3 separate regions of the Homo sapiens genome follow, and all the other regions are linked to region 2. The links are chromatin contacts, found by Hi-C in ENCODE. All regions are on one chromosome and are shown on one strand. The core of a region is the stretch at or near the end of the contact, and the rest is flanking DNA. Distances in the headings are between cores, read along the strand shown.

Region 1 (4,138 bases), core at 537-3,036, 1.2 Mb after region 2:
CCTCTGGAGACTCTCACCAGAAGAGCAGAACACCCCAGCTTAGCGTGCAATGTCTTCCTGGATCTGGTCCTAGCCTTTCCAGCCTCATAGCCCACCACATCTCTAATACACACTACACCAGTGTCTTCAAACTATGGGTTGCTCTGCATCACTGAGTACTGAAATGAATTCAGTAACCAGCACTTAAAAAAAGAGAATAGAATAGAAAATACCAAGTTGCATTGTACACTCTAAGGGCAATTACTGTTTCAGCATATCTATCTATCTATCTATCTATCTATCTATCTATCTATAATGCACACTCACACATATGCGCATACTGTGTGTGTTTTTATACTAGGCCATGGCTGAAATGTATCTTTTTTTTTTTTTGAGACGGAGTCTCACTCTGTTACCCAGGCTGGAGTGCAATGGCACAATCTTGGCTCACTGCTGCAACCTCTGCCTCCTGGGTTCAAGCAATTCTCCTGCCTCAGCCTCCCGAGTAGCTGGGACCACAGGTGCATGCCACCACACCTGGCTAATTTTTGTATTTTTAGTAGAGACAGGGTTTCTCCATGTTGGTCAGGCTGGTCTTGAACTCCTGACCACCTGCCTCAGCCTCCCAAAGTGCTGGGATTGCAGGCATGAGTCACCGCACCTGGCCTGAAATGTATTTCTTACTGTGAGGGATGATTAAAAGAAGGTTGAAAGCCACTGGCCACACCACGGCTACATCAGGCCAATAACTAGTTCCCAAACTTGCTTTGTACTGCCTTTGATCCCACCCTTCCCTCAGCTAGGCATTCTCCCTGCTCTCTGCTACTGAAATCCTTCAAGGCCCTGACAAGATACCACATCCTTCCTTGAGTGTTTCACCCTTTCCCCCTGTCTGTGCGAAAATGGTGGTTCAATGTCTTTCTTTATATTACTCAAAACAGCCTGCCTTGTATTTTGTTATGTCTGTACACTGAATTCTTAGAAAATAAATACCTGGAGGACAGGGCAACACCTTCGGGTCTTCTGAAGGCCCAGAAGTCTAGTGAACCTAGCTGATGCTCAAAAATGTCTGCCCAACCGAATATTTTCTGTATCTCCTTCCAAGAGTATCTTCTGGTGTTCTTCCTCCTGTTTTCTTGACCTATATAGCCCCCAGCAGGCCTAAAATCTGTGTCCTGGGGCTAATGTTACGTACAGTGATGACTCTAGAAACCAGTCTGTTCTGAAAGCTTTCACCTTTCTTCAGGAGCGATAAGAGAAATAAGCATACGTTTTTGTTCATTTTTCAGATGTTTCCTTTATTTGAGACTATGTTTCTCCTGTATTTTTGGTGTTAAGATGTATTTTGGGGAGCAACACTGATGATATATTACAAGATAATAGTTGGTATTTTAGTATGTGTGTGCCTATTGTACTTATTTGACACAATAAATAGGCAATTCTGAGTTCATCTTTTAAAAAAAAAAAAAAGTTAAAAAAAATTTACTGGTTGCAAACTCCAAAAGGCAGGGAATCAACTTCCCTTCTGGGCTGGCTGCAAGTAAGTTCACTTTCTTAAAGGAGGAGCTTTCTCCTCTCACCTCAAGGACTGTTATTTATTTGTCTGCGCTACTCTTTCGACGTTTCCATTCTCTTGGTCCTCAAGATGTGAATCACCCATTTTTTCCGTAGGGGGGAAGACGGCGTATCTCTGGCCCTTTAAATAGGGGCGTGGTGAAGAGGCGCGGACCGCCCAGGAGGGGGAGCAGTGCGAGGAGGAAAGCGGAAGCGCTGCCCGCAGTGGTAGGTAGTGCGCGTGCGTGAGGCTAGAGCAGTGGGTGCGGTCACGTGGGCCGGCGGTCCACGGCCGGAATGGCAGCAAGCTCAGGTAACGAGTTTCCAGAGAGCGGGCCCGTGGAAGGAGACAGGATTGAGGGGCCGTATTCAGGGTAGGAGGAGAGCGCGCGACAGGTCTCTGAGCCTCGGCGTCTCCTCCCCGCGCGACAGCGGCGGGACCTCGGGGAGCGAACAGAGCAGCCCCTGACGGGCTAACCGGACCCGAGCCACGGGCCGGGCGGGGTTGATTCTCGAGTGGAGGGGCGTGTCGTACGTTGGCCCGGAACTGGGTCGGGCAATTTCCACTTACTGGTTCCAAATGAATGTGAAAATTCAAATGGGCTTAAGTAAAAAGGGATTTATTGGCTCCAAACCTGGAAGGGGCTGAGGTATCACTAAATCCAGTGACTCCGGTGATGTATTTGTGTATCTCTCCCTTTCTGCAAAGGGCCAGTAACCCCTCAGTTCCCTATCTACTTTGCGACTATAATTGCAAGCCTCATTCTGTCCTGTTACAGTCGTGCGGCAATTAGGCTGAGGGACTGGCGCGCCCGCTCCCCCGACTGTGAGCCTAGGCGGCGGGTGTCATGCCCCTCCCCACTCCCGGGCGGAACAGGTGTGTAGCCGGTCTGTCGGGCCTGGGAAACAGGTGTGGACCCCTTTAGCCTCCAGGGACTGATATCAAGGTGCCTGAGCCTGAGGCTTAGATGGGGTGTCCACCTCTTAGGATCGGTGCGCACCCTGTGAGGCTGGTTCCAGTTTGTCTCCGCGTGCAAGTTGTGCACCAGAGTGAGGGCAGCAGGGTGAAAGGTGGGCCTCTGAAGTTCGAGGCTACTCCTGTGCCTTGGCCAGTTCTTTGTGCTTGGCATCTGGGGAAGGAGGGAAACAGCTGCTCAGAGTGTCTGGGTGTACAAAATGGGGGTGCTTTACAGGAGGATAGGGTGGGAGGAGGTAGGATCGGTGAGAGGTTCCATGGCCGTGGGTTATCAGGAATAGCTAGCTGGGGAGCCTTCTTTAAATAAGCAGGCCCCCTCCACTTCTTAGATTCTTGTTAGAATGAATAGGAAGGCTTCTGGCCTCTGCACCATCCACCCTCTACCATACTCTACTTTCCCCTACTGAAAAACCCCAAAACCCAAGCAAAACAAGCATGGATGTTAGCTTGTGGTGCTAAACCTTACTCCAAATGTCTGCATTTGGGAGACAATTACATGTTAATTGTCTGTGTATGTCTATGTCTGCCTGTGTGGGTTTGAGGTATATCTAATATAAATGTGGATGGAGAATCTGCATATGTTTGTGTAAGACGTGGGTTTGCTCATGGTTAAATTTAAGCACAGAATAGGTATTGAATCCTCTGGCAATAGCTGGCCTGTTCCATAGAATATGCAATAAAGATAAATGGAAAAAAAATTCGTTGAACTACTGGGCTTTATATGGTCAAAGAGGCATTTGTGAGAAAATTCTTTCCAGAGCTCTAACAGAGTAATATGTTGATTTTTTCTTTATATTTAATATATTTGCTTCGTATCTGGACCATTGTCAGCAGATGGATGTTTTCTGTCTTCCAGAATATTGGGACATGTTGGTGATTCTTAGCTGTATCTCACTATTCCATTGACATTTCAACCAGTGTGACACAAAATGTCAGTTATGTATGTGAATGAGAAGTAAGATCTTTTGAATTTAATGAAGTATGTTTAACTTTGGATCTATTGATAGCTTTCATAGAGTTTAGATCGTATGTTCTCTTGATCCACAGCTGTAGGTGTCATCGGTACATAGTGGTAAGATCAAACTGTTGTATTCTTAACTGAATCTTGAATGAATATTTGACTTATCTTCACGCTGTATGACATTATTAAATGTGTTCTGTGTTTTAGCAAGGAAATATAGCTTTGCGTTGGATTTTTCACTGTTATGAATTTCTTAGGTTTACTGTAATAGCAATTATACTTTTTTAGTCAAAGATATTTCTGTTGCAAGTGACAGAAAATTCAAATGGGCTTAAGCTAAAAGGGATTTATTGGCTCCAAACCTGGAAGGGGCTGGGGTATCACTATATCACTAAATCCAGTGACTCCAGTGATGGAGTACTTGTGTCTCTCTCCCTTTCTGCAAAGGACCAGTAACCCCCAGTTCCCTATCTCCTCTGCAACTGTAATTGCAAGCCTCATTCTTCCTGTTACAGTCATGGGACAGTTAGGGGATATGTTCTGAGAAATGTGTGGTTAGGCAAATTTTGTCATTGTGCATGCATCATAGTGTACTTACACAAACCTAGATGGTGTAGTCTGCTACACACCTAGACTATGTGGGATGGCCTGTTGCTGCTAGGCTATAA
Region 2 (4,238 bases), core at 1,539-4,038:
AACAGGTGGAGAACAAGATAAAGTGTGACAACATCAGCAACATCCAAGTCAGCTGTGACTATTCAAAACTGGAAGGATCAAGTTCCAAAGTCCAGGCCGGGCGCAGTGGCTCACACCTGTAATCTCAGCACTTTGGGAGGCCAAGGCGGGCGGATCACCTGAGGTCAGGAGTTCAAGACCAGCCTGACCAATATGGTGAAACCCCGTCTCTATTAAAAATACAAAAACTAGCTGGGCGTGGTGGCAGGCACCTGTAGTCCCAGGTACTCAGGAGGCTGAGACACGAGAATTGCTTGAACCTGGGAGGTGGAAGTTGCAGTGAGCCGAGATCGTGCCACTGCACTCCAGCCTGGGCAACAGAGCAAGACTCCATCTCAAAAATAAAAATAAATTAAAAATAAATAAATAAGTAAATAAAAAGTTCCAGGTCGAGCGCAGTGGCTCAGGCCTGTAATCCCAGCCCTTTGGGAGGCTGAGATGGGCGGATCATGAGGTCAGGAGATCGAGACCATCCTGGCTAACACGGTGAAACCCCGTTTCTACTAAAAATACAAAAAATTAGCCGGGCGTGGTGGCGGGCGCCTGTGGTCCCAGCTGCTCGGGAGGCTGAGGCAGGAGAATGGTGTGAGCCCGGGAGGCGGAGCTTCAGTGAGCCAAGATTGCACCACTGCACTCCAGCCTGGGCGACAGAGTGAGACGTCACACACACACAAAAAAAGTTCCAAAGTCCAGAAATTGTCTTAAATCACAAGGAATAACAAAACTGAAGAAGGCTAATCCGTGAGCCTGGGGTGCTCATAAGGAGCTGCTAAGAGAAGACCACGTGAACCTATTCAGCAGCTACCTCCTGAGGAGCGGGAATTATTAAGCATACATCAACAAATATAAAAAATCAGTGTAAGAACAGCATTGTACTTCTCGACAGCAATACCAGAATCTAGGTGTTAATAAAGCAGTATCTTCGAAATCCCGAATAAATATAATTTATAATCTAGATTGTATGATTAGGCAACATCATCATTCAAAGGTAAAATAGAGTGATGATATTTTTAGACATGAAAAGTTCAAAAATATTTACTTCTCATGGACCTTTTCTTAGGAAGCTATTTAAGAGGAATGTGCTCTACCAAAATATGAGGCAATGCTCGAAATCACAGAAGAAAATGCTAGGATGCTGGAGAAGGGAAGACCCAAGACAGAGAAGCAAGCTTCCCAAACAGTCATTGGAACTGCGGACCAATGACTCTAAGAAAAAAGTACAGATACACACACACACACACACACACACACACACACACACACACATACACACACGATGGATTATCTGATGGGTTTGATTATATGGAGTTGTATTGAAAGCATTTTATCGTTTTAGAAAAACTAAGAGGACATTGTGATAGATCCATAATAAAATAAGCAAAGAAAGAGGATAATTATTAAAACTCCAAGGAAAACCAAAAGCCATACAAGATGGGAAATTGTATACGATTTGTCTCAACAATGAATAATAAATACATGGTCTCATTAGCGTAAACATTAATGATTTAACCAGATTATGAGAAGGATAGCTTCCTTAATAGGAAATAGTCATACATTATTTGGAAATATATAAATACCAGAAGAAATAGCTCAAATAATTGAATAAGAGATGGAAAAGAGGCCTAAAAAGTATGTTTAAAAGGCCTGTATATAGGCCTTCCATATTATTTCCGCCTCTGGTCATCAGAACACAACGCCTAATTTAATAGAGGCATGACGGTATTCATGACATGTAGAAGATAGAGATTTTTAAATTTGGTATCAGAAACCAAAAACTAGTTAAATGGTTGCAATCATCCTTTAAAAGAATACCTGCAGGCGGGGCGCAGTGGCTCATGCCTGTAATCCTAGCACTGTGGGAGGCCAAGGCAGGCGGATCACTTGAGGCCAGAAGTTCGAGACCAGCCTGGCTAACACAGCCTCTACTAAAAATACAAAACATTACCTGGGCGTGGTGGCGGGCACCTGTAGTCTCAGCTACTCGGGAGGCTAAGGCGGGAGAATCGCCTGAACCCGGGAGGCAGAGGTTGCAGTGGGCCGAGATTGCGCCACTGCACTCCACCCTGAGTGGCAGAGCGAAACTCTGTCTCAAAACGAAACAAAACAAAAAGCTTGCAGACACAAAACGACAACACAATGTCCTTTAGGAACTCCATCTACCTTGGAAAACAGGGATTTGTGACAGCTTTGGTCGACGTGCATGTGCGTTTAAAATAAAAAGGTAACCTAGGATTTGATACCAGGGACAGTAACAGCTTTATCAAAAAAAAAGAGGTGGTTTTCCTTGCTCCTTCTAAGGACTGGGGTTTTAGTCTCGTCCACCCTGCAGGCCCTCAGGCCTGATTTCCGATTGTCTATCAAAGGGTCAAATAAAAAGCTCTCTAAGCTTCGACCCAAGCTTTAAAGTCGAAGGGCTGATCGCGGGCTTTTTCCTTGGGACGTGGCAGGGGCCTTTGAGGGAAGGAAAGAAACGACTCTGGCTTCTCACTCGGCTCCTTACACAAGAGGCATTTTTTTAACTGTCTCTGCTTAAAACAAGGTGTTTTTGAGTCAGCAGCCCTTTGGGTGGGTCTCGTCCTCTTGGGCACCCGACACCCACCCCACGGCGGGAGCCCCAGGTGGCCCCGGAGGCCACCGGGAAGCGTGAACTACATCTCCCAGGGTTCCCCGGGGCGGAGGACGCCCACCCGGATTGGCCAGGGTTCGCTGACGCTCAGTGTTTTGGCCCGGACGGTCACATGTTTCCTTTGTTGTGAGCTGCGGCAGAGACTGGTGGCTGGAGGAGACGCCGGCGCTGGAGAGTGCGCTGCGCCGCCCGCCGCTGAGGGACCGCGGGGTTAGCCACTGCTGGCTGCTTCCAGTGTTCGCCGAGAGGTACCGGGGGTGACAGCTCCGGGACCGGCCGAAAGGCGAGGAACCGGTCAGAGTCTGAGTCCTCGGGGGCGGAGGGGCGACGGCGGTCCTGACCACCGGGGTGTCTGCGGGAGGGCAGCCAGCGGCGGCCGGCCTCTCAGAGCCAGACTGGCGGTCTGCGGAGAGGCTGCAGCTGGGCTACAGGGCCCCTTTCTGAGGCGAGGGGCCTCCAGGGTTCACCTGGGGGGTCTTCCTCCCCCGCTTGGTAGCTACAGCCCTGAGGGAGGGCGCGCGCGCCTCCTGGCACTACGGCCCGGAACCGCGGCGCGGCTGGTGCGGCCTGGCTAGGGCGGGGTGGTTGCCGGGACTGGGGGTAGCCGCAGGTGCGGTAGGCTAGTCGCCGCGGGGCCGGGCGCCGCCGGGGGAGGCGGCTGGGCAGACGGGTGCTGCTTGTTGCCGATGGGCTGCGAACGGGGCGCTGCTTTTTATTTCAGGAAGCCCGGGGGAGTGCGACCGCCTCAAATCCAGCCTTCTTGTTTGGTGGGACGACCGTCGGTTCTGTCCGGGAGGAATGACGGGGTCAAGGTGGGGTCCCCAGGGCCGCGGGCCCGTGAAGCCCCATTAAAGCGATTGCGAAATGCACTCGGCACTGTCACCTGACCGTTACCCCCGCCCCCGTCCCCTGCGAGCCTTTGTTTACCACGATCGCGACACCCGGCCCGCTGCGGCCGTCCCCGGGGAGCCGGGGCGGGCGGGGGAGCGGGCGTTCCGCCGGCGCAGTCCCCGCCTAACCTCCCCACCTTCTTACCACTCCAGGACTCAGTTTCTTAATTTAGTTCCTAATGGACCCGCCCTCAAGTTCTGGACACCCCGGGTGAAGACTGTTAACGCGGCGGGGATTGGGCGCCTGCGGCAGCTTGTGGGCGGTACCCGAGGGAGAGTTCGAGTTTTTATTGGCGAGTTTTTATTGTCACTAGGTGGGCCTGCCCTGGGCCATTCTTCCCGCCCCCTTGAAGGTGATCTGGAGGACGCGCGGGAGCGCGCGCTGTCGCTGCTTTTGCAGCTGCGGCCCGAGTGGAGCCGGGTGGCGCGGGTGCGGGAGGCGCGCGCTCCCGCCCCTGCTGCGGGCGGCTGGTAGCCTCGGTGGCCGCCGCCGCCGCTGCTGCTGCCTGATCCTGCAGGCAGTTCTGGGCACGCAGAGATCGGCTACCGTGGCCTGCCCTCCGAGGACCGGAAAATTAACACCCTTTAACTAGTGTCGCGTTATCTGCCGGGTGGTTCGCAGGAAGTCCTGCGAACACGTTGTTGCCAGTTCTGTAAACGTGTTTAGATAGCTAAATATAGAT
Region 3 (3,983 bases), core at 1,163-3,662, 1.1 Mb after region 2:
GTACCCTTCATCCACACTACATAATATTCCAGAGGTGTTACATTATTTGATCTCTGAGGGCTTTGGTAGAGGAGGGAACCCTGTAGAGGTTGAAAAGGAGACAGAAAGGGCCAAAAAGTTGACAGTCAACATCTTTGTGCACTGTTAACAATCTGGTCTGGAAAGACAGCACTGGCAAAGGTAGAGTATTTCCCAGATCTGCCATGTATCAAGTCTGCTCACATTACTGAGGAGTAGCTGTGATCTGAAATCATTATTTTTATTTCTTATTTTTTTCTGAGACGGGGTCTTGCTCTGTCTCCCAAGCTGGAGTGCAGTGGTATGATCTCGGCTCACTGCAACCTCCGTCTCCTAGATTCAAGAGATTCTTGTGCCTTGGCCTCCCAAGTAGCTGGGATTACAGGTGTGTGCCACCACGCCTGGTTAATTTTTGTAATTTTAGTAGAAACAGGGTTTCACCATGTTGGCCAGGCTGGTCTTGAACTCCTGACTCCGGTGATCAGTCCGCCTCGGCCTCCCAAAGTGCTGGGATTACAGCAAACCTCACTCAATCATCCCAGCTGGGTTAAGTATCCCTTTGTAGACTTCAACTCATTGCACTGCTAATTTCTTGTTTATTTACTTACTCTTCAATTCTGAAAAAAAGTAGGACCTTTATCTTGTTTAGTATTCTATCCCCAAGTGCCCACACAGTGCATCACAGAAAACAAGATGCTCCACAAATGTTTAATTTATTAAGTGTGCCAGGGTATACTGCTAACTCATTGCATTTTAATTTTTCTCTAGATACTCAAATAGCTAAGCAAATGAAGGTACATGCCAGTCTTTCTTCTTTTATACACAACAGACAAAAGTGTTGGGGGGCTAGACACCAACCAGCTATTTTTTTCCCCTGGAACCAGATCATCATACTGCTGAGTTCCTTCAAACCATCAAAGTACAGCCTTCCTTCCAATGTTGCATAATCTGTTCAAAATCACAGTATAAATACAAAGTTCTTCCATCCATTTTACAAAACCAGCAAAACTCTACAATAAAATCCTACAGGAAAAAGTAGACCAATCTCATTTACAAACAGCATTTTAACAGTAATTATTAAATGTTACAAAACATAAGATACAAAATCTAAATCCTTAAAGTCACACGATTTCTACAGAAATAAGACCCTCGCCCCACCCATATTACTTATGACTCAGGACAGTAGTTCGTCCTCACGGGGACCCACTGGCCAACTTTTCACCAACCCTCACCAGAGGTGGATGCCGGCCCTAGCACTGGCCCTGGCCCTCATACTGGCTTCAGCTCTGGCCTTGGCTCTGGCCCTGTCGGCCTCGTCTGCTAGGGCCTCACGGTACTGCACTGGCCAGTGCTGCGGTTCCTTCTTATGCAGTTTGGCCACGAACCCCAGGACTTCCATCTTGCTGATTTCCAGGTTGCTTCGGGGACCCCAAGAGAATTCATATTCTGGTGGATTGGTGTGAGGCACCCGCCTGTAACTGAGATATCGCTGCTGCACAAAATCTTCCATAATAAGCCTCTTCGGATACCCAAAGAGGAAATGATACTTTGAGGGTTGCACCCCCAACCGACGCAGCATCTCCCAGACCTGGGCCTCCCTGGCGCTATTACCTCTCATATAGATAAGGCCCAGGATCATCATTAACAGACCCAATCTGGGGCCATCTCCTCCCAGATCCTCCTCCTCCTCCTCCTCCAGAGGTTTTAGTTTGTTGATCAGGATGTAAGTGTGGTGCTTGCGGTCAAACTGTTTCAGCTCAAAACCAAAGACATACCGCAGATGCTCTGCGGCCCTTGCGATGATGTCCGGGAACAGAATCTTCAAGTCTCCAATAACGTATTTCACCATCTCCGAGCGTGTGATGGGACTCTTCTTCTTGTCTTTCACCAGGAGGAACTGCACCAACTCCGCCACCGTCCGATTCAGCCGGCGGTAGGCCCTGCGCCTTGCCAAGGCTTTGGCCGCCAAGGCCCTCGCGCCTTTCCGGGTGAGGGCGGGCTCCGCAGCCCCCTCCTCCCTCCCGGCGCCAAGCTCCTCCTTGGGGCGCTCCTGCGAGGCGGTCGGGGCCCGGGTCTCACCATCATGGCCGCCATCCTTCTCCCCCTCGGCCTGCGGGACCGGGAGCCCCCTGCTCTCTGGTGTCTGCAACATGTTTTCGGGCAGGCAGGTGCAGAGCGCGTACACGGGCCGAGGGGTGTGGGAGCCGCCGCGCAAGCCCCGGGGGAGGGGTTGGACAGCGGCAGTGACGGCGGGAGTACAAGGAGCAATGGCAGCGGGAGCTTTGTGGCTGCTGGGCCGCACCGCACGGGAGTCAAACCTGCGGCCGCAACGCCGCCAGCAGCCGGAACCTGCGGCGCGCAGCCTCAGTCCGCGCCCGCGCGAGGGGCCACTTCCGGCCACCTCAGCCAGGACGGCGACCCTAGTGCCGCGCGCAGCCCCTCCTTTTCCGGTCCCTTCTGGGTTGGGGGTGTGCCCAGGCTGCTATAAGTGGAAATGCCCTGGAGGGTGGGGACGGGGGTGCGCCCTGTGACGGATTTTAGGCTTGAAAAGTCGGGGGCGGGGGAATGTAACCAGGACTCTCCCATCCAAGGCATGCAGACTGGGGAATGTTTCGGTGTACAAGAGATGAAATAGGGATGGAGTGCCCCCCACGTTCTTTCTGCAAGTGCCTATTTGTGAGTGTGTGTATCTGGGATTTTCAGTGCTTTACCGGGGCTCTTGTGCAGAGTGCACGGTGAAGGCTGCGAGGTAAGACTGTGCGAACCAATTAGTAAAGGATGCTAGGGAGACTGAAATTTATTCTGGACGTAAAGAGAAAATACTGCAGCGGGATTTAAGCAAGTGAGTGTCCAGACCAGATCTGTGTCTTCGGTTCTGGCGGTATTGTGGAAGATAGATTGGAGTTCGGCCGGCTAAAAGCTAGAATCCAGTTTGGAGGATTATTATAGTGCAAACTAGGAACTGGGACCCGGCCTATTTACTGGGTTGTATCCTCGGTGCCTAGAGCAGTGCCTGACACGGAGAGGAACTCAATAAATATTCAATGGATCATTATGATGAGGGAGTAAGGACAGCAGATTCCATGGGGATAAGAGGAAAATACTGAGAAGTACAGCAGGAATAGGGACTGGTTGGAAGAAAGGGGAAGTTTGTTCTTTTTTTTTTTTTTTTTTGCGCAAGTCAAATTTGACTACTCCCATGTATTTCTTTTCTTTTTCTCTTTTTACACACTCTGAGCTTTCTTCTGCTTCTTGCTCCTTCCTTCCTTCTTTCCTTCCCTCCTTCCTTCCTTCCTCCCTCCCTTCCCTCCTTCCCTTCCTGCCTTCCTTCCTTCCTTCTTTCCTTCCTTCCTTCCTTCCTTCTTTCCTTCCTTCCTTCCTTCCTTCTTCCCTCCCTCCCTCCCTTCCTTCCCTGTCAGAAATGCCCTCTCTATCACCTCCATTTCTCCAAATCCTGTCCACTATTCAGGGCCCAGTTTAAACATCACCTTCCCAAGCCTTCCTTAGTCACCACGCATAGAAGTTATTTACTGTCATCTCTGAATCACCTTAGCAATTGTTAACATCCACATATATAGGCTTTATTAGGTGCCAGGCTCCGTTCTAATCACTTTTCAAATATTAATTCATCAGATTCTCACTAATGTAGGTACTAATACCATCATCCCCATTTTATAGATGATTGTATCTTTTCTGTGACACAGTTTGCTACTTACTAGCTATGTAATCTTGGGCAAGTTACCTAAACTTCTGCCCTTCTGTTACCTTATCAGTAAAATGAGTATAATAGTAGTAACAGCATTGTGGAGATTATGTGAAGTAATGCACATAAGCATTTAACACAGTGCTTGGCACATATTGATATTCAATACATGTTAGCTGTTAATTAATGCATATTTTTATATGCAATATACAATATTAGAATTGCAAGATGAACTGTCCTGGAATGCCTAGCACTCTGTGGA

The links. A loop is a pair of places that touch in the nucleus more often than their neighbours do. Pooled maps may share reads with other maps.
Region 1: a map of CD8-positive, alpha-beta T cell shows a loop between it and region 2 (21-fold over the local background). The contact joins the promoter of VPS8 here to the promoter of KLHL24 in region 2. A Hi-C loop is called at or near these places in 4 of 168 maps with a recorded cell type or tissue (CD8-positive, alpha-beta T cell, gastrocnemius medialis and naive thymus-derived CD4-positive, alpha-beta T cell) and 15 of 50 pooled maps.
Region 3: a pooled map shows a loop between it and region 2 (6-fold over the local background). The contact joins the promoter of MAGEF1 here to the promoter of KLHL24 in region 2. A Hi-C loop is called at or near these places in 2 of 37 single-sample maps with no recorded cell type and 9 of 50 pooled maps.

Annotation. Positions count from the first base shown.
Region 1 is chr3:184,810,380-184,814,517 of GRCh38, forward strand. VPS8 (VPS8 subunit of CORVET complex) reads left to right here and starts at 1,787. Exons shown (of 48, transcript NM_001009921.3): 1 at 1,787-1,846. RefSeq lists enhancers at 1,605-1,654, 1,715-1,914 and silencers at 3,948-4,037, 4,048-4,097.
Region 2 is chr3:183,632,835-183,637,072 of GRCh38, forward strand. It overlaps KLHL24 (kelch like family member 24), which reads left to right and starts at 2,789. Exons shown (of 8, transcript NM_017644.3): 1 at 2,789-2,959. LOC107986162 (a long non-coding RNA gene) reads right to left here and starts at 3,775. Exons shown (of 2, transcript XR_001741042.2): 1 at 3,701-3,775; 2 at 1,329-3,450. It overlaps LOC105374248 (a long non-coding RNA gene), which reads left to right. Exons shown (of 3, transcript XR_924773.3): 3 at 1-151. RefSeq lists an enhancer at 2,635-2,694 and silencers at 3,115-3,224, 3,235-3,304, 3,495-3,814, 3,865-4,194.
Region 3 is chr3:184,709,652-184,713,634 of GRCh38, forward strand. MAGEF1 (MAGE family member F1) reads right to left here and starts at 2,413. Exons shown (of 1, transcript NM_022149.5): 1 at 713-2,413. The coding sequence starts at 2,170. The coding sequence ends at 1,247. LOC107986163 (a long non-coding RNA gene) reads left to right here and starts at 2,592. Exons shown (of 5, transcript NR_160768.1): 1 at 2,592-2,767. RefSeq lists an enhancer at 1,613-1,672.